Regions from separate parts of the Homo sapiens genome. Here region 1 is linked to region 2. Evidence: read pairs that join two places in POLR2A ChIA-PET (ENCODE). Cell type or tissue: PC-9. All regions are shown on one strand.

What was found. ChIA-PET counts read pairs that join two places held together with the same protein. Peaks named below come from ENCODE experiments on the same cell type or tissue, not always from the same donor. Only the 100,000 strongest peaks of a DNase experiment are listed, where the experiment ranks them.
Region 1: POLR2A ChIA-PET joins it to region 2 with 20 read pairs; 2 of 35 experiments call an interaction of 5 or more read pairs at or near these places.

The regions. Positions count from the first base shown.
Region 1 is chr2:44,707,428-44,709,927 of GRCh38, forward strand. It overlaps CAMKMT (calmodulin-lysine N-methyltransferase), which reads left to right. Exons shown (of 11, transcript NM_024766.5): 6 at 1-35. Among named protein-coding and RNA genes, the nearest start is that of LINC01833, 230 kb to the right of the region's middle. In PC-9, no CTCF peak of the experiment used is centred here; DNase peaks (open chromatin) are centred at 1,074 and 1,384; H3K4me3 peaks cover 564 bases; H3K27ac peaks cover 981 bases.
Region 2 is chr2:44,581,403-44,583,902 of GRCh38, forward strand. All of the region lies in intron 3 of CAMKMT (calmodulin-lysine N-methyltransferase), which reads left to right. Among named protein-coding and RNA genes, the nearest start is that of CAMKMT, 220 kb to the left of the region's middle. In PC-9, no CTCF peak of the experiment used is centred here; a DNase peak (open chromatin) is centred at 1,179; H3K4me3 peaks cover 298 bases; H3K27ac peaks cover 1,807 bases.

The DNA of each region.
Region 1 (2,500 bases), 130 kb after region 2:
TCTGTTAACTGATGGGAATGAAAAGGCCATCAGAAGTATCCTTATTCAGATAGAAAACGGGTTTGTTGTGCTCATTCCTTTTTCCTGGCTGAGTAACAATTGATATAAAGAAAGACAGCATGGGGTATTAAAAGAGAGTTTCCCCCCTACATACATGATAAGTAATTAAGAAAAAGTAGAAATATATGAATTCCTTGCATACAACTCCGTAGGTTTTTTTCTTTCCATAGATTTTTATAGACATCTCTCATGAAAGGAGCCTATTTTTGTGGACCTCCCGAGGCAATAAGAAAATTTGTTTCATAATAATTTTCAAGCATTCTTGTTCTTTTATTTCCATTGGAATTTGCCAGTGTAAAACAAATTATTTGGTATTTATTGTATTTGGATATTGCTGGCAAATATTAACTTCCAGCTTCATGTTTGTTATTACATTTATACACTTGATATTGTATGTACTGTATAATATTGTGCCTGGTCTAATTGCTGAGGGTACCTATATCCCCCACTGGAACAGCTGTCAGTTCTTCATTATTTCCTTTTATTTAGGATTTTATTTAGGATTATACAAGCTATCTCTATTTTTCTGCTATGCTATTGCAGTTCAAACTCCATTAGATTATGCTTTACTAATATGTACACAGAGTTCATGAAAATTGAACTGTACTTTAACTAAGAAAGCAAGCATAAATGTAGCTACTTTAGCAGTCGAGCTGATTTGTTCAGGGGCAGTTAACAGCTGTTAGAAACTGAGAGGAAAAGTGGCAGATATGTTTGCTTTGGATTTTTTTTTTTTTTTTTTTTTTTTTGGTGTGCCTTACATTTACATTATGAGGGAGACAATCTACTTATTTGAATTTTAAGCTCCTAAACTGCCAAAGCAGTTTTGATTTCTGTGGCATCTTACATACAATCTATTTCTGATTTTCTTTTTCGACTTCTGCCATATGATTTTTTCAAAATATGCAGCAGCTTCATCAAGCTGCTCAAACAGGAGAAAGGAGGAACGAGAAGCACAGTAGCTAATATTGTTCAGTAACACTTGTATGCTCTACAGAGCCCCACCCAGCTAATTGCCTGACAGACTTAAAAAAAATTCAGGAAGGAAAAACAGCCAATCACAATCTTGGCCTTTCACACAAGGGAAGGAGATCACAAAAGGTGCTTCCTTTTTTTAAATGCAGGATTTTAATCACGTTCTTGAGACTGTCTCAAGTTTTTCAAAATATTCCTGAAGATGAGCAGATGTTTTTTCATTCACTCTGCTTTATTCTGAGTTATTTCGTGCATGTATCCATGTATCATTTCACTGTGCTCCTCCTCCTTATGTCAGGGAATACAGAGCAAGAGGAAGCTCAGGTATGCCAGCTCAGCCCCAGAGAATTTTTAGAGGGTGGGGGGAGCAGGATTATTGGACAAGAGAAGATTATTTTAGCCACAGAAACTTTCAGCTTGGGCCCGGTAACCTAAGGTTTTTTTCAAGTCAGCAGGTGTCTTATTTAATAGCGTCAGAAACCAATTAGAACTTTTATCAAACTATGGGAAACATCTGTAGTCAGTATGTAAGTCTAATTGTTCTAAAATTATTATTGAGCTAAACTACAGAGCTTCCAAAGAAGGGAAGCAATGCTAATGTCATTAATTAACACACCTTTGCTTTAAACAACAAAGATGCCATGCCAGCTTTTGAAATCAGAGAGGAAATCTCAGATTCTGTATTCATTCTGCCGGCCTTTCAAAGAAATGATTGGTACAGCCCCCTCCCAAGAAAATGGATTTTTAACATTTGGTCCTCAGAAGCTCAGCCCTGAGAGTGCTTTATTGTGCTGGGTTTTACAATGGGTTTAATATAGCGGGGTGCCAAAGGGCAGGAGGGGAAGAACTTTACAAAGTAGATAAAGTAGGTCTTTTCAGGATGCAGACCAAAACTGGTAGTGTGTTTTATTTCATCTCTTAGGACTTTCCTGATGGAGTTCCGTTTTTACCATGCAGTTGTTCTGTGTTTGTATGCCTTTTTCTGTTGTAACCAGATCTAATTTTTTTTAATTAAGAGAAAAAGCATGCATAAAGCCTTAAAATTGGCAATGTGTTTTTCCTGCTTTTAATACTAATGTTATTCTTGATTTGCTAACAGAGCTTACAATTGGCATTCGTTGTCATCTGTTTTACTGACTGAGGTTAATATGAATGATTTTTTTTTCTATTTGCATGCCCACTTTCTGTAAGAATAACTAATTCACTGAATCACATACTATTGATGCATATAGATTGAAACAAACTTATTTAAAAATTACTGTTTACATCTTTCCTTTAAAATTTTAGGAAGTCTAAATTATATAGCAGTTGTAGGATATTATTCAAAAATTACTTTCTAAGAAGTAAAAGTGGATGTCAACAAAAAAAGGGGGAGAAACATTGCCAGAAGCCAGAAAATCTGTTAGTAAAGCTGCTAATTATTCTTAATGGGCAAGATGAGCACATTAAGAAACAAATGAATACA
Region 2 (2,500 bases):
TTTCTTCTGAATACAAGTCAAGTTTGTTATATTCTACTGCTCTGTCTTATTAGGTTATCCAGGCTGACCATTAAATATGTGTATACTGACAGATCTAAGGTTTCATCCAACTGGATTAAAAAATAAAGACCTCAATGTTACTTAAATAAATTATTGCATTGGGTAATTTTTGAGACTATTTGAGCTATTAAATAATTATAACATTCCAAAGCCCAAGGTCTAACATGGGATTACTTTTATAGACAAAATCATTTTATATAAAGAGCACTGTAAATTTTATAGCTGGTGGCTGTTTTTAAAAAATCTAGATGGTTTTTGCCGGGCGTGGTGGCTCACGCCTGTAATCCCAGCACTTTGGGAGGCTGAGGCGGGTGGATCACAAAGTCAGGAGTTCGAGACCAGCCTGGCCAATATGGTGAAACCCCATCTCTACTAAAAGTACACATATTAGCCAGGCGTGGTGCCGCGCGCCTGTAGTCCCAGCTATTTGGGAGGCTGAGGCAGATGAATCGCTTGAACCATGGAGGCAGAGGTTGCAGTGAGCCAAGATCGTGCCGCTGCACTCCAGGCTGGGCAACAAAGCGAGACTCCGTCTCAAAAACAAAAACAAAAACTAGATGGTTTTAACAGAATGTTTTGTTTATATGAAAAAATTCTCAAACGTTATTTATGTTACCATGTCCTATTTTCCTTGTACTTTAGGATCATTCTATCCATCGTAGGTAAGTACAGGATGGCATCACATCCTAATACCTAAACCGGGCCTTTCTGAAACTACATGGAAGAACAGAAAGAATGTCTTTAGTCTATTTTGACATTTAGATTGCTTCACAAATACATATATGTGAACTTGACAGTGTTCACAGTGTCATTTTTGCTCTTTCTCTCTGAAAAGAAAAGAGCATAAAAAGGATGTACCTCACTAACAGTGCAATGCCATAAAAATATTAATGTTTTGGTGCTGATCATTCAAATTCCCAAATAGTAAAATAGATGAAGCGATACTTAAACATAATTCTCCATTTCTAAATGCACTCAGTTGTGCCTGGTAAGCTGTCTCATTCTTTCTGCCAACTTCTGGGCCATTGTTTTATAAAGGTCAGTGGTTACCTGCTCATTGTATTTTAAAGGCACACTCACAGCACATAGTCCAATAAGCAAGTCCAGCAATACCACATTCCTCTTTGGTCTTAAATTCTGCAGCTGTTGAATCATGATTGGGCAATGATTTTTTTTCCTCCTAGTTAACTACTTTATGTTCTTACTTTTAAAAGACTAAGTGACTGATCTCTTACCCAAAATGTTGGAGGAGATAATGGGTGGAGTACATGAAAGTTACATGCAGAGGTGGCTTAGAGTTGAGATATTTAGTAGTTTCCCTCTCTGTGAATACCAGAAAACACAGCTGTTTGAGTACTCCCTTAACATTGCTTACCTAAGCAGGGGAAATAACTAAGAAAGTGACTCCCAGTTTCTAGCATTGTAAGCTTTTCGAGAGAAGCCTAAATTTGTGTGTATATTCCTTTCCTTTATCTTTTGGCTGCTGAAATACATACTATCAGCATAGTATTTCAACAAAAATGATGATCTTTTTTGGAAATTCGAATTGTTCTGATACTCCCCACAAAAAACCCTTAAAATACATATAATACATAATAGTCATTATTTGGGTATTGATCCTATTATACTGTTAGCTCTTCACATCTGACCTATTTTAGTATTTCCTGCATTGCTCACTACTATGCTTTGTGTATAGAAGGAGCTTTATTGATTAAAATGGACTGGATATTCATTCAACAAGTATCTATTGGATGCCTACTAGCTATGAGGCATGGTGGGAGCCATCAGATACAGTAATCAATGAGCAAGACACACACACAGTCCCTGCTCTCAAAGAGCTCATGATGAGAAAGATGTAAGACAGGCATTAAGTGACCAGTTACATAATTTTTAATGCAAGTTTTACCTTAATATTATATGCTTAAATAAAATTCAGGATGTTAGAGGATTCTTCAATAAGAAATCAGATCAAGTTTATGCTTCTCCAGGACAGGGACCTTTAAAAATCAACACTTAAAACTCAATTTTTTGCACTTAAAAATAAAATGAGGCTGAGGACCATGGCTCACCCTATAATCCCAGCACTTTGGGAGGCTGAGACAAGAAGGTTTCTTAAGACCAGGAGTTTGAGACCAGCTTAGGCTGGTCTCATAGGGAGATTCTGTCTCTACAAAAAATAAAAAAATAGCTGGGCATGGTGGCACACGCCTGTAGTCCTAGCTACTTGGGAGGGTGAGGGGGAAGGATGGCTTGAGCCCAGAAGTTCAAGGCTGCAGTGAGCTATGTTTGAGCCACAGCACCGCATCCTGGGCAACAGATCAAGACCCTGTCTCTGAAAAGAAGAAAGAAAGAAAAAAGAAGGAAGGAAGGAGACAAAAAATAAAATGCACACATTGCAAGTGTACATTTCAATGAATTTAGACAAGTGTATACAAATATC